Regions from separate parts of the Mus musculus genome. Here region 1 is linked to region 2. The links are chromatin loops, found by intact Hi-C in ENCODE. Cell type or tissue: heart. All regions are shown on one strand. Region 1 holds the start of Ifnar1 (interferon (alpha and beta) receptor 1). Region 2 has its middle 14 kb from the start of Ifnar2.

Region 1 (8,000 bases), 130 kb before region 2:
ACAACTGCACTTATAGGTGGGTGTGAACCACCAAGTGTGTGTGTCAGGAATTGAACCCAGGTCTTTTGCAAGTGTAATTACACAGTCACTAAACCATCTCCAGACCCAGGGCAGAATTTATTCAAACATAGGAAAGTATACAGCAGCCCCCTCTGACGTGGGAGTTGTAGCCCAAGACCTCCAGTGGATGCCTCAGACTGCAGTTAAAGAGTCCAGCTCCGGGCTGGTGAGATGGCTCAGAGGGTAAGAGCACCGACTGTTCTTCCGAAGGTTCAGAGTTCAAATCCCAGCAACCACATGGTGGCTCACAGCCATCTGTAACAAGATCTGACTCCCTCTTCTGGAGTGTCTGAAGACAGCTACAGTGTACTTACATATAATAAATAAATAAATCTTAAAAAAAAAAAAGAGTCCAGCTCGATCTGGATTCGTTCCTACGTACGTATGTACACAGTTATGACAACGTTTAACAAGATAGGCCCGATAAGATGATAAAAATAAATATGGCACACTGTGATTACAGTGGAGTTGGGGTGACAAGGGACATTATTAGACAAATAAGAGGGTTTCTAGAATATAATAATCTCTATGATTTCACTGGTTATCTGGACATCCTGGACAAAGGGAAGATCCCCATCCCAGGGAGGACAGCGAGGTTTCATCACCATACTGCAAATGGCATACAGCTGAAACATGAGGTACACAGACCTCTGTCATTGCTTTATCTAGCTGTATCGAGCCTTTATTAATATATAATGCCTTGTCTCTCATAGCCTTAATTGTGTGGGTTAGACACTTCCAAAGAAGCTACATCACGATAGGACACTTCAAGCAAGGACCATAGTTAGACAGCTTCTTCCTCCAATAGGAGTGAGAGCTCAGGCCCATCTGCACCTCAGGCACGAGGAGGCTTGGGAAAAAGGCTGCTCCAGAGCCTTCAGAAACAAGTGCCACTGCTGGTCGTTTGAATCTACCAGTCATGGTTTGAATATGCTTGGCCCAGGGAGTGGCATTATTTGGAGGTGTGGTCTTCCAACTGTGGGCGTGGGCTTAAGACCCTCACCCTAGCTTCCTGGAAGCCAGTCTTCCATTAACCACCTTCAGATGAAGACGTAGAACTCTCAGCTCTGCCTGCACCATGTCTGCCTAGATGCTGCCCTGCTCCTCCCTTGATGATAATGGACTGAACCTCTCAACCTGTAAGCCAGCTCCAATTAAATGTTGTCTTTTATAAGACTTGCCTTGGTCATGGTGTCTGTTCACAGCGGTAAAACCCTAACTGAGACACTAACCTAACACTTCAAGGACAAGTAGGTAGAGAATAGACCTGTGACTCTTCCGAGAACAGGCCCCCTTACTCCTTTAACATGTATGTCTCACATTTCAGAATAAATTTTTTAATTTCACTGCAAAGCAGAGTCACTCCTTTGTGTTAAAATGTGATGTAAAGTCCTTTTTGTGTGACACTGATGCAACCATGCCTGCTTATCAAGGCAAGTTTTTTAAAGACTTTCTGTATGTGTATACGTGTTCTGCCTGCACATTTGTGTGTGCACCACATGTGCCCCATAGCCAAGGAAGTCAGAAAAGTGTATTCCAATCCCCTGGAACAAAGCAGGATTTAGGGAAGGTTGCAAGTCACCAACTGTGTGCTGGGAACCAATCCAGGTCCCTCTGCAAGAGCAATAAGTGCTCTTACCTGTGAGCCGCCTCTCCAGCCCGAACGAGGCTTTAACTTTAAAAAGTGTCCTTTAACGCTATGTCTGGCTCCACTGTTATCTCCTGTTTTGAAAACTTCTGCCTCAGACTATCATGTCATGTCGCCTGTCAAGCTTCTACTCCAGAGGGTTACAGAACTGCCTCTAGTTACATCCTATGTAAGAGGATGCATCTGAGATGTCTGAATTTCTTTCTTTTCAGCCACCAGGAGCTATCCATCAAGTCTCCCCACTCTGAGTTGTCAGTTTCTCAGTGCTGTCTATGCTAAGTGCACACTACCACTGAGCCACACTTCCAGTACCACCAACGGAGTCTTTGATGTCATCCCTAAACTGACTCTATCCTGTTATCCGTATCCTCTTAGCTTGATCTCCAGTCCAACTGTTGGGATTTACTGATTCTGTGCAGAAAGAGCAGCAAATGTGCTCATGAGATTAACAAAAGACCCAAGAGCATTTGTAGCAGTTACAGTATTCTGTTCATAATAGTCTTTTTCCGATTTACTGTATATGTGTGACCACTTTGCCTGCATGTACATCATGCACGTCTAGCCAGAAATGGGCCATCTTCGGGGTGAGACTTGGGGCAATCACTTACTTCCCAGATATACAGATTTCTAAGAGGAATCAGAACTTTCCTCCAGGAGTGAGGCTAGGTCGTCTTTTTTAGGTTCCTCACATCACTATGAAAACTCTTGTCTCTCCCCTTAGTGGGCATTCTCCCGATGTAACTAGCCCAGTGGTTTCCTGGTTTTGACTTCGGGCCGGTTAGGGGGCCTCTCACCTCACTCCTCTCAGCCCGGGACAAACCGCACTAGGCTGGGAGCGCATTTCTGCTGCTGTCTGGTCTCCCGCCCACCAGCAGCCCTGAGGCTCGGCCCGGGTAGCGTCCTCAGGCTGAAGAGCGGCGCAGGGGGCGGGCGTCGCGGACTCTGGTCACCCGCGCCCAGCTCTCCCTCCATGGTGCCCGGCCCTCGCACAGGCCCCTCGGCTCACCTGCAGCTGAGGGTAGCACCCAAGGCGCCCCGGCCACCAGCACCAGGGCCGCCGCGCCCACGACAGCGAGCATCGTCTTGGGAGGCCGGGCGGCGGCTCACATTCTCCTCCTTCTCCTCAGCAGCACCGCGGAGCTGGAGACTACCTCTGGGCAGCTAGGCCCTCCGCGACGCCCCGCCCCCTCCAGCGCCCCGCCCCTTCCGTGAACGCCCCCGCCCCTCCACCCAGCACAGCTTCTCCGCTGACGCCACGCTCTCTCCGCGAGCAAGCGGCTCGGAAAGTACCGGGCGCGGTCCAGTCAAGGCCTGGGGACTTTGAGGTCCCTGCCACGCTCCGCCCCCACTTCCGGAAAGACTGCCCAGCATTGTCCTTAGACTCCTGAGAGGAAAGCGGGGTGCAGTCAGTGCGCCTGCGCAGCCCCTCCTCCTTCCGGGCTCAGCTTCCTGTTTTTGTCCGGAGGGGGTTCGGAGGCGTTGCCCCGGGGGTTACTAGTCCACTGGCTCGAATCCTGGTGTGGGGATCCCTGGAGGCCGTGGATCAAATGACTCTGGGACCTGGAAGGCGCCGGCAACACTTTTATCTCAACTGCACAAGATCTTTATACTTGATTCCCTGATTTTGTGGGATGGTTTGCTGTTGTGACTCGCTCAATCTTTGGGTTTTGAATTATGCAGCGTTTGGATCTTTTGTCTAATAATGTGGTTTTAGGCTGGTTTTATGTGTATGAGTGTTTTGCATGCATGCATGCATGCATATATGTGCACCGTACATATATGCGTGCCTGGTACCCATGGAGGCCAGTAGAGCGCAGATACCCTGGTATTAAAGTTACTGATCTTCCGAGCTACCATGTTTGTACGCCAGTCCTCTGCACGTGCCCTTAAACCACTGAGCCCTCTCTCTACCCCCTTAACTCCGTCTCTGTCTGATTACTATCTTATAAAGAAACTTATTTGTTGGGCCGGGCGTGGTGGCGCACGCCTTTAATCCCAGCACTCGGGAGGCGGAGGCAGGCGGATTTCTGAGTTCGAGGCCAGCCTGGTCTACAAAGTGAGCTCCAGGACAGCCAGGCCTATACAGAGAAACCCTGTCACGAAAAACCAAAAAAAGAAAAAAAAAAAAAAAAAAGTAAGAAACTTATTTGTTATGCCGGGCGTGGTGGCACATGCCTTTAATCCCAGCACTTGGGAGGCAGAGGCAGGCGGTTTCTGAGTTCGAGGCCAGCCTGGACTAGAGAGTGAGTTCCAGGACAGCCAAGGCTCCACACACAAACCCTGTCTCAAAAAAAAAAAAAAGAGTTCCTCTCTGCTTCCTCACCATCATTCGTCAGATTTCTTGTCAGCCATTCTGACTAGGGTGGGGTAGAATGGCAAAGCAGTGTCAGTGTGCATTTTGCTGGTGGCTCAGGACATTAAGTTCTTTAAAGATAGTTACTGGGTGCATATTTCAGCGTTTGAAAACTGTGTTCGATTTATTGGGCCATTTGTTCCTGGTAGATTCATTTCCTTATTTTCTGAAGTTCTTTATGAATTTGAGATATCAGAGCCTTGTCTGAGGTATAGCTGGACAGGCTTTTTGCCCATCCTGTAGCCTGTGTGATGCACAGATAGTCTCCCTTGATGTTCAGCTCTGTAACTTCATGAATCTACTAATCCCATCTGTTGAGACTTGGGGTTAGTTACCATTCAGAAAGTTCTTGCCTCCCCAGTGTCATGAACAGTATTTCCAGTGTTTTTGGCTACAAGCTTCAGGTTTTAAAGTCTTTGATCCACTGGCTGTTGTATAAAGTGAAAGCCATAACCTCATTCTTCTGCAGGTGGATGTCCAGTTTTGCCAGCACCATTTGTTGAATCCCCATGGTTTTGCCTCTTTTCTCTAGAGGCGGGGGGACACGGTTTGCCAGCTTATTTCCAGGTCCTCTGACCTGTTCCATTGGCCTTCCTGTCTGTTTTTATGCCAGTATTAGACTGTCTTTCTCTCTATACCTCTACCGTATAATTTGAAGGTATGTTTTATGTTAGGACTGCTTTGATTATTAGTAAGTTGTTTGTGGTTCCATATGAAGCCATAAATTATTTCTATTGCATTGGAAATATAATAATAGAATTTGATAAATATCCATTAAATCTATAGACAATTTTGGTAGTACAGACGTTTTCACATATTCTGCCAATTTGAGAGCAGGACAGACCTTTTCATTGTTTAATATCTTCATTGATTTCCTTTTTCAGTGTCTTGAAATTTTCTTTTTTTTTTTTTAAAGATTTATTTATTTATTACATGTAAGTACACTGTAGCTGTCTTCAGACACACCAGAAGAGGGCGTCAGATCTCGTTACAGATGGTTGTGAGCCACCATGTGGTTGCTGGGACTTGAACTCTGGACCTTCGGAAGAGCAGTCGGGTGCTCTTACCCACTGAGCCATCTCACCAGCCCCTTGAAATTTTCAATGTAGAGATGTTTTTCTTTTACGTGTCCTCCTAGGAACTTCCCTGGGGGATTGGGGAAACTATTTGAATGGGATAGGTTCCCTAATTTCTTTCTTGGTGAATATATTGGTGTATATGAAAACTACTGTCTCTTAAAATGTTGATCGTGTCCTCCAACTCTACTGTTTATTAGCTATAGTCTTCTGGTTTCTTTTGTTGTTGTTGTTGTTTTGTTTTTCAAGACAGGGTTTCTCTGTATAGCTCTGGCAGTCCTGGAACTCACTTTGTAGACTAGGCTGGCCTCAAACTCAGAAATCCACCTGCCTCTGCCTCCTGAGTGCTGGGATTAAAGGCACACACCACCATGCCCGGCTGTTTTCTGGTTTCTTAGGTAAGGTTTTCTAAAGTATAGCATCATGTCATGTGCAAATGTAGTCTGACTTCTTTGTATTCTGTCTTTATTCCCCTTATGGTCTCATTTAATTTCTATAGCTAAGACTTCAGACAATATATCAAATAAGAGAGGAAAGAACAAGCACTGTATGTCTCATTCCTGACTCGAGAATAAATGCTCACACTTTGTCTCCATCTAATATTGGCTCTAGGTTGTATATCCCTTATTATTTTCAGGTATGCTCCATATGTTCCTAACAGGTCCAGGATTTCTTATCACGGAGTGTTCAGTGTTGTCAATGCCTCTTTGACGTCACCTGAGACGGTTGTGTGGTTTCTATCCTCAAGGCTGTTTATATGATATATTACATTTTCTGATTTACACATGTTGATTAAAGCTTGCCTTTCTGGGATGAAGCCCACTTGATCATGATGGATGCTCTTCTTGAGACGCTCCTGAAGGTGGTTTGCAAGTACTTTGTCAAGAATTTTTTGCGTCTATATTCATCCACACAATTTTCAGTCTGTAGTTTTCTTTCTCTGTTGTGTCATGATCTAGTTCTGTTATTAGGATAATAGTGACTTCCTGGAATGTGTTTGAAAGTGTAATTTCACTTTGTATTTTGTGGAACAAGCTAAGAAGAATTACTGTAAGATTTTTCTTGGACGTTTGATAGAATTCTAGTGTCAGTCTGGTCCTGGACTTTTGAGTAAAGACTTGACTGACTTCTACTTCTCTTCTCTTCTCTTCTCTTCTCTTCTCTTCTCTTCTCTTCTCTTCTCTTCTCTTCTCTCCCCCCTCCCCCTCTTTCCCTCCCCCCTCCTTCCTTCTCTCCCCCTCCCCCTCTTTCCCTCCCCCCTCCCCCCCTCCCCTCCCCCCACTTGAGACAGGGTTTCTCTGTGTAGCCCAGGCTGATCTGAGACTTGATGCCCTTGTACTCCTGCCTGGGATCAAAGGCATGTGCCACAACCACCCCATGAGAGTTTAATCTTTATTTAATTTTTTTAATTTTGGAGGCAGGGTTTCACTATGCAGCCCTGTCTGGCCATCCTGGATCTTGCTGAGTAGACAAGGCTGGAATCAAACTCACAGAGATCTGACTGCATTAGATTAAAGGTGTGGGTCTGCCAGAGGTTCCAAGGATGCTTCTGACATTGTCTCATGATTTGTGATGGATTAAATGTTTAAATTATTGAGAGCTTCTGGCTGTAATTTTGGTAGATGTTATGCATTTAGAAATTCTTCTAGCCGGGCAGTGGTGGCGCACACCTTTAATTCCAGCACTTGGGAGGCAGAGGCAGGAGGATTTCTGAGTTTGAGGCCAGCCTGGTCTACAGAGTGAGTTCCAGGGCAGCCAGGGCTATACAGAGAAACCCTGTTTCGAAAAAACCAAAAAAGAAAAAAAAAAAAAAAGAAATTCTATTTTTGTCTTCCAGAACTTTATAAGTTTATAGAGTATATTCTAGTAAGGTTCTGTAATTTGTTGGACTCTGTGTAATGGTACTCTTTTATCTCTGATTTTTATCCTTTTCTTCTCCTTTTGTCAGACTGGCTAGAGGTTTGTCAAAAAAAAAAAAAACAAAAAAAACAAAAAAACAAAAAACCCTTACAAAAAACCATTATGATACCAGAGGATCTTTGTCTCCTAAAAACTAATTCTCCCTAGAGTTGCTGTAACAGGCCCTGAGACCTTACTTAGTACAACAGAAGCTAGATCCACCTTTCTGACCTTAGGACCCAGCTTGTGGTCCCTAACACCTGCCCAAAACAGGAACCAAGACTTAATCAATCAAAGGCCTAGTCTGTGTGGTTTGAGTGAGAATGGCCCCCATACACTCATGTATTTGAATGCTTGATTAACAGGGAGTATCACTATTTGAAAGGATTAGCAGATGTAGCCCTGCTGGAGGAAGTGTGTCACTGGGGGGATAGGCCTTGGGGTTTCAAAAGCCCAAGCCACACCCTATCTCTCTGTCTTTCTCTGTCTGTGTCCCTCCCTCCCTCTGTTGACTGGATTTGGACTTAGAACTCTCATGGTACTTATGCATGCTGCTGTGCTTCCCATTGTAATGGACTGAACCTCTGAAACTGTCAGCAGGCCCCAGTTAAATGCTTGCTTTTATAAGAGTTGCCATAGTCATGGTCGCTTCACAGCAACAGAACAGTAAGACATTCCCTAAATGGACTAGCTTGCTTTTTGGCTTCTGTAGTTCTGCCTCTCTCTGACAGTTCTGACTAAATGAAGGTGTGCCAACCAGGATGAGTTTTTTGTGCCTAAAAGGCACAGATAGTGAGGCTCAGGGCTACATGATGTGGGCATGTTTCCCACGTAGCTGATGGCTAGCAATACAGACTTTTAATTTGGCTTTAAGATTGTCCATTTGGGCTGGAGAGATGGCTCAGCAGGTAAGAGCACTGACTTCTCTTCCTAAGGTCCTGAGTTCAAATCCCACCAACCACAT
Region 2 (8,000 bases):
GTCAGTACTCCCAGGAGCATTCGCTCTGCTTAGCGGTCAAGGGCAGAGCATAGACCAAAGATCCCCTTGACAGAGGCCTGTGGGCTTCCTCTGTCTCCCCCGAAGTCTGTGTTTTCCAAACTTCTGCTCCAGAAATCAGTTTAGTGAGCCTCAGATATAGGGGCAGGGGGAACAAAATCATGTGAGACACTACGGGCTTGCTTTGCATTTGTGTAATGTGTATGGTCTATGTGGTATGTAAGATCTGAGTGTGTGCCTGTGTGCTTTGTGGTGTGTAGTATGTATGTTTTTCATGGGGAGAATGTCTATGGAGTATTTGTAGAGTGGTGTGTGTGTGTGTGTGTGTGTGTATGCATGTGTGTAAGATGGGGTAGAAAGGGGAAACTGAGGGGACCCAGGAAGGAAAAGACCCCTCTGCCTTTAGTGTCTGGTTTGCATTTCTTGTTTCCTGAGTCTGGAGGGCATCAATGCAGCCAACAGGCAGGAAAGTGTGACTATCGCCTGCAGAATATTAGCAGTGCAGCCTTTCCAGGGACTTTAACCAGCAAAGTGCAAACAGCAAGTGACACAAGCTGGCCTGAAGCTGAGGGAGGGGTTGTGGGTCTGACACCTTTGACCTTGTCAGTCTTCCGTCTCAGCCCTATACTTGCTCAGTGGCTTTGTAAATTACCTGGCAATTTTATTTACAGAAGGAAATTAAGTAAAAGATATAAGTAGGACAGCTTATATTTATTACTTAATTTAAAAATTTTGCTTAACTTTTGAACCTGTTTGTCCATGATACCTTTTGGGGCAGTGTAGTTTCAGAAGCCACAAAATGTCGTTAAGATGCTTAGATACCCCTTCCATGCTTAAATCTAAAGCATATGTTATCTATCTCATCTTCTTTGCTTAATAGCCTGACTTTGTTCCAACTGATGCATACTCGAAGTAATTGTTTTGCGTGGCATAAAATACCAACCATAGCTCCATTCTCTAAGAGATACACCTTAGAAATCAGTCAACAGCTCTGTCTCCCAGGGCTGCTGATAGCTGTGTGTGTGGTATATGTTTAGGTTTGTTGTGGTGGTGGTGGTGTGTGTGTGTGTGTGTGAGAGAGTGTTTGTCAGTGTATGGGTGTCAGTGTATACGTGCATGTGTGGTGTGTGCATTAGTGTGAGTTTGTATGGTGTGTATAAGTGTATGTGTGTGAGTGAGTGTGTATGGTATGTGTATGTGTTTGTGTGAGTATGAGTGTGTGTGTGTATATGTGTTAATATGAGTGAGTGTGGATGGTATATGTATGTGTTTGTGTATGTGTGTGAGTATATGTGTTAGTATGTGTGAGTGAGTGTGTGTGGTGTGTGTATGTGAGTGTTTGTGTGTGTATGTGTGTGAGATATGGTGTGTGGTGGTAATTCCTATCCCCAATGCTGTAATAAGAAACAGCTTACTCCAAGGCTAGCGGAACATCAGCTCCAGGACCCTAGCTGCTGTTTTGTACCCTGTTGCAAAACTCTGTACCTAGTTTGGTTTATTTCTTAATGATTTATTTTACTTTTATTAATGTGTCTCTGTGTGTATGTGCACATATGTATAGGTACTCTCAGAGGCCAGAGCGTAGTGTTCGATTTCCTGGAACTATAGCTGAAGGTAGCTGTGAGCTGCCATGTGGGTGCTGGGAACTGAACCCGGGTCCCCTTAAGAGCAGCCAGTGCTCTGTGGAGCCATCTGTCTAGCCTCCTAATTATTATCATTACTATTATTATTTTTACTGTCGTGCCATTGTGTCCTTTTCCTTAGAGAAGGGATGCGGTGTTTGTGCTCCATCACTATGGTGAAATGCCAGTGACAAGCAGCCTATGAGGAGAACAGGTTTATTCAGGTTTAGGATTCTGGAGCCCTGTGGCTTTGGAGCACTGATGAGGGCAACCTGTCATGGCAAGAGGGAGAGGAGACTGGGATCCCACCATCGCCGTTGAGGGTCTCAGTGACCTAAGGGCTTGTCACAGGGTTTGTATCATCCTGAAGACCAAGCTAGGGTCCACCTTCTAATAAGCCACAGCAGTGGGTAGGTTTCATTCCACTTAGACTGTGGGCCCATGTTTGTCTGCTTTGTGCTTGCTTTCCTGCGGGTCATGCCAAACGTACAGAGACCTTAAGACCCTATGTTTTTATCACTTTCCACACACCAAGCAGACCAGCTTCCTAATGCAGATGCTCAAACTCCCCCAGGCTCCCAGAGCGTTCAGAATTGCTTCCCACTCAGACCCTCAGGGCTGCAGCTCTTGCACAAGCGCCTGCTTTGCATTCTGATTTACCCTCACTCCACAACACCTCTGCCTTTATTTAGTCTCTGCCCTGGGATATTTGCTCTGCACACAAATCCTGTGCTCCCCTACTCTTTCCTGGCTCCTCCTCTCCCTCCTGGAATCAGCTTCACTGTCCTCCAGCAGTCATTTCTCGTGCAGATGCAGGTCAGCCAACTTCAAGGACTGGCCCAGCCTCTGTGTGTGTGTGTGTGTGTGTGTGTGTGTGTGTGTGTGTGTGTGTGTGTGTGTGTGTATGACAACACTGGGAAGAGATTCTGTAAGGCTGCTTTTGAAGCCTGTTATAACACTAACTGTTTTGGCCTTAACACCTCCATTTGGTGTCTCAAGAACCGCTTGGCCTCTGCAGAGGGTTGCAGCCACCTGTTTCTGTCCGGCCTTCTGTAGCTTTAGGTAGGTCATCTCACAAGGTCTCATAAGGGGGGCTCAAAGCTCACTTCTTATCCCCCTGAGCACACGGGATGGAAGTCGGTATACTGGTAGGAAAAAGCCAGTACACCATTGAATCATTGCAAGGTGCAAAACCACGTAGGCGATATAATTCTAGAAAAATGTGTCTGGGTGATACCTTAGTGCTGGCTTGGCAGAGGTAACCCTGTCTCTGTGAGGGTGCCGACGAGCAGATCTCTTGGCCTTGTTACCCAACCAGGTGTTGCTAATTAGAGAACCCCAGGCCAGAGAGAGATTCTATCAACAAACCAGGAAGCCAACTGCCAAAAATCCCAGAAAGCCAACAAGGTTGACCTCTGGTTGCTACACATACCAGTACACACGCGCGCGCGCACGTGCGCGTGCGCACACACACACACACACACACACACACACACACACACACCCATACAAAAAGGAACCAGAATACAAAAATGCTTTGACACACAGATGTATTTTTGCTAAGTTCATTGTATATTGAAAATACAGGAAGCAGAAAGGAAGTGTGTTGGTTGTGGCTAACCTATTGGACACCCCAGCCTTGCTTGTAGTCAGCAGCTCCCGTCTTGACCACCGGGCTCACTGGGAGCTGTGGGCCAGTAGTGTGGAGAGAGACTTAGACTATACATTGATAGCCTAGGGAGAGTCTAAAACAAGATCCGCAGTACCGTCTCTCAGGTTTGGTTTCTTGCGATGTCAGACCATTGGGACTTAGGGCTGCCTGTCCTGTCCTGTCCATGTCTTTTAAAAGGTCAGTCACACTGAGAACAGAAGAGTTTCTTTCTACGTGTTGAGTTGTGCCCCGAACCCCGTTCATCTGCCGATGTTGCAATCTGCCACATTCTTAGAATATGACTTATTTGGATATATAATCTTGAAAGAAGTTAACTGAGGTTATTTGTTTGGGCTGTAATTAATCTGACTCTTAAATAAAATTGTTTATTTTGATGGTATGTGCACGTGTGTTTTGCCCGTATACGCGTACCATGACCATGCTTGGGCCCCACGGAGGCTGAAAGAGGGCGTTGGGTCCTCTAGAACCAGAGCTACGAATGTTTATCCCCTGTGTAGATGCTGGGAATTGAACCAAGACTTGTAACCACAGAGCGGTCACTCCGGGTCAGGACACAGAAGAAAAACCCTGTGAAGTTGCGGGAAGACTTGAGCCACTAGCCAATGAGAGGCCTTAGGTTAAGAAACCAGCCCTGTGCATTCATTAATTCTAGAGTTTCAGTCCCAGATTGTGAACAAGAGTATTTTTATTGTGCGAGCCATCCAGCCTGGGGATCTTTGTTAAGGCAGCCCTAGGAAAATCATTCTGTGGACGTCTTCGTAGCTCCTTTTCTATTAGGGAACAGTGCCCTCTGCTGGTTATTTATGGTACTGACTCAAAACGAATGAAATTCATGTGACAACTGTGGAGAATGGGGAGGGGGCTGCATTTAGATGTTCTCTACAGAACTCTCTCTCTCTCTCTCTCTCTCTCTCTCTCTCTCTCTCTCTCTCTCTCTCTCTCTCTCTCTCTCTCTCTCTCTCTCTCTCTCTCTCTCTCTCTCTCTCTCTCTCTCTCTCTCTCTCTCTCTCTCTCTCTCTCTCTCTCTCTCTCTCTCTCTCTCTCTCTCTCTCTCTCTCTCTCTCTCTCTCTCTCTCTCTCTCTCTCTCTCTCTCTCTCTCTCTCTCTCTCTCTCTCTCTCTCTCTCTCTCTCTCTCTCTCACCACTGGGCTCAACAACATATTCATCTTCAATCAGGTGTTAAAATATGATTTCTCCTCTTCCTCTGGGTTCTCAATTGATACAAATTTAACAAATCACAGACAGAAAATATTTGAAAAGAAATTATGTCTGGGCTGGGGAGATGGGCAGTGTGAAACACTCTCTGTAGGAGTGTGAGGACCAGAGTTCAAAGCCCCAGCGTCCCTGGGGAAGCTGTACACATGTGTGTCCCAGTGCAGGCATGCAGGGCAGGCAGATCCCTGGAGCTCACGGGCTGGGCAGTCTAACCAAATGCCTGAGTTCTAGATTCAGCACAAGACCCTGTCTCAGAGGCATGAAGAGGGGTTGAGGGAAGCCACCTGACGCTGACCTCTGACCTCCAAGCTCGTGTACCCACAGCCTCCCTCAAACAAACAAATAACCACTCTCCTAATACCTTCTTGTAAAACTACAGACTTTCACCTTGTCTGTTGCTCCAAGGGATAGTCTGTAAGCGCCGGGTTTTCCAAGCAGAAAATGCTGTCTGGCTGTGGCTTATCATCACCAACTCTCCCTGAGCCCCTGAAGGTCAGGGTCCATCATCAAGGTCAGAGACAAAACTGGGAGCCAAACTCTAGAGCATTTCACATAAAAGGCTAAGCTTTCCTCCGACCTCAGCTTCCTGCTGTTTGTGGGAGCAGCGGCAACCGAGCCGTTTATTTTCCAAAGCCTTATGGTGAAAACGGAAAACATGGCGAGTGCTCGGCTAACCTCTCACACCCTTCTGGCTTTCATTTTTTTATTTATCTTTTTTAAAAAAGTTAATAGTGATGGAAGGGAACCGCTCACAGCTGGATTTCAGATGTTCAAGTCATTCAGCTGTCCCAACAACCTCTACAGAGCCGCTTTCTGTCTTTCAGCCTGTGTCAGACATGGCACAAAGGGCAGAGAATGCCCTTTCCTGGATACACAAGAGAAATCTGACTCAAGCAATGAGGGGTTAGCTTATCCAGCCTTGGCCTCCAGAGCTGTCTGTCCAGGAGTAAGTCTGGCCAGCCTCAACCCCCACTGTCTGTCCAGTAGTTAGTCTGTCCAGCCTCAGCCTCCAGGACTCTGTCTGTCCTTGAGTTAGTCTGTCCAGCCACAGCCTCTAGGACTCTGTCTGTCCAGGCAGCACCTTGGCACGTCCCGGCTGCTGATCTGCAGCTCTCATTAACTCCACAGCTGTCACACTGAACATGAATTTGAGAAGGTCGTCATGCCACGTGAGGGATGTGACAGTGGGGCTAGAGCTCACAGACCTTTCTCAACTACACTTTTCCTTGCGCACCTACTATGTGCTACATCCAAACAGAGTGATGACTCTGACTATGCAAGGTCTTAATGGACTGAAAGGATGCTGGAGGTTTTCAATCCACGGACCACCCCAGTCGGGTACGGGGGGTCCCTGGAATGAGGGTCCTTGAAGCTAGGTGGGTAAGGATTTGGTGGTGACAAACAGAAACAAACACAGAGGCAGTTTGAATCTGTGTATTCTGCAGCTCTCAAGCAGGGGGTTTTATACATTAAAAAAACCAAACATTACATCTCTTAGAAACTATATCCAGTGAGACAATCACAGATACCAACAAAAATCATTTGGCACAGTAAAGCACAAAAATTATCCAAGCATTACAACTTTGAAACTATGTATTCAGTGAATCACAAACAGAACAGGTAACATCATTATAAATCATCAAAATATAACAATTCTAAAAGGATGTATTCAGTGGGGACTGTCGTCCAAGGCTAGTGGCATATTTCCAGGAGCAGGTTAATAAATCTTTAACAGTCAGTGCTCTTAACCACTGAACTAACTCTCCAGCCCCATGGTCAATTATTATTTAACATCTAGTGCCCGATTTTCTTATAAATCAACTATTTTAATTCTTTCTAATTAAGGCTTTCTTTACCATATACCAAAATCCACCTCCGATGACACACGTGTAGCCATATGAAATTTTATTGTTGGGAAAGGTTTTTTGTTTTTGTTTTTGCTTTTTCGAGACAGGGTTTCTCTGTATAGCCCTGGCTGTCCTGGAACTCACTTTGTAGACCAGGCTGGCCTCGAACTCAGAAATCTGCCTGCCTCTGCCTCCTGAGTGCTGGGATTGAAGGTGTGTGCCATCACGCCTGGCTGTTGGGAAAGTTTTTATCTATTGTAATAGCTTTGTAAATGATTTTGAAAGTAAAGTGTTGGTTTCCCTGGGGATAAGGTAATGTTAGTGACCCCATCTCTAGGGATGGTTTCTTACCCACTATTCTCGCTTAAGATCTTAGCCTAGGCTACCAGGAACATGTAAATAAGAGAAGGAATAAGAGAAAATAAAACAGAGATATTGCCATGAGAACTATGGCTCAATATTTTTTTCTCCAGAGAAGAGTTCCACAGCCGGTTTCAGGAAGCCTCCCTTTTTTGAGGTCAATCGCCTCAGTCTGTGTAACTTGTCGCACAGATTCTACTGGAGGCGGTGTGGCAGATCCAGTTAAACACCTCGTCTGCTTTCAAGGAAATGTGTAGCAGGGTGAATCTGTGGTCTCAAATGTGGAAGCCCCTTCTGAGGGCACCCCACTGAGAATGGTGCTTGGCAGATTTTGATCCTGACACCAGAACCACTCAGTGTGTGGCCGCAGCTTCTTAGCCCTTATTTTACGTACGACAGTAACTACATCGATGCTCTGTTGTCCTAGCCCTCTACAGGTTAGACACTGCAAGATGGAGGCGAAGGAAAGAAGGAAGAGAAATGGCCAGTGGTGTAGAGACACATGGGTGGCTTCTCAGCAGGCCATGCAAACTGAATACCACCGTTACTGGGCCTGAGAAGGGACTTCCCGTTGTGGTCAGGGCCGGCTTCGCCGTCTCTGAAGAGGGCTTGCTGCTGCCCTCTCCGTGTTCCCTGTAGATGGTTCTGCTTTCTCCTCTGTTTTACCCGTGGTGGTTGCTGTGGTGTGACCAGGGAGTCTCTCTTCCCTTCTTTCTTCTCATTCCGTCTCCGCTTCTGAGAGACCACAGAGCTGACACACCACTTCTGATGATGTGCACAACAGGCTAACCATGGCGAAAAGTTTCTTCCCGAGATCTGGAATTAGCTGCCATTTAGCCATTGTCCAGCCTTGAGCAACGTTTCTCTGTGAGTATAAAAATGCTTGCAATTCAGACATTGATCACTCCATGCAATATATCGTCACGGTGTTGTCATAATTGCCACCAGCACCATCATTTTGAGACATGTCCCATGTAGCCTGGAATGGCCTGCAGGTATCTATGTAGCCAAACTGGCCTTAAACTTCGGATCCTCCTGACTCACCTACTGAGTGCTGGGATTGCAGCAGTGTGCCACCCGCCACTCTTGGTCTGTGTGGAGCTGGGGATTGAAGGCAAGGTTCACACTTGCCAGGCAAACACTTAATGCACAGAGCCTCATCTCGGGGCTTATGCAACGTTATTATTTTTGTCCTCTGGCACCTGACTTGTGGTTCACATGTAATATCTTAACTTCTCCTTCCTCAAAGAGTCAAGTCATCCTGGA

The links. A loop is a pair of places that touch in the nucleus more often than their neighbours do. Peaks named below come from ENCODE experiments on the same cell type or tissue, not always from the same donor. Only the 100,000 strongest peaks of a DNase experiment are listed, where the experiment ranks them.
Region 1: it touches region 2 in a loop (4-fold over the local background); 8 of 42 quality-filtered maps call a loop at or near these places.

What each region holds. Positions count from the first base shown.
Region 1 is chr16:91,480,131-91,488,130 of GRCm38, reverse strand. It overlaps Ifnar1 (interferon (alpha and beta) receptor 1), which reads right to left and starts at 2,916. Exons shown (of 11, transcript NM_010508.2): 1 at 2,715-2,916. The coding sequence starts at 2,787. In heart, a CTCF peak has its summit at 3,238; DNase peaks (open chromatin) are centred at 3,120 and 3,560; H3K4me3 peaks cover 2,358 bases; H3K27ac peaks cover 1,980 bases.
Region 2 is chr16:91,354,732-91,362,731 of GRCm38, reverse strand. No RefSeq gene overlaps it. Among named protein-coding and RNA genes, the nearest start is that of Ifnar2, 14 kb to the left of the region's middle. In heart, a CTCF peak has its summit at 4,097 (motif pointing left); DNase peaks (open chromatin) are centred at 3,335, 3,901, 7,361 and 7,882; H3K27ac peaks cover 566 bases; H3K27me3 peaks cover 667 bases.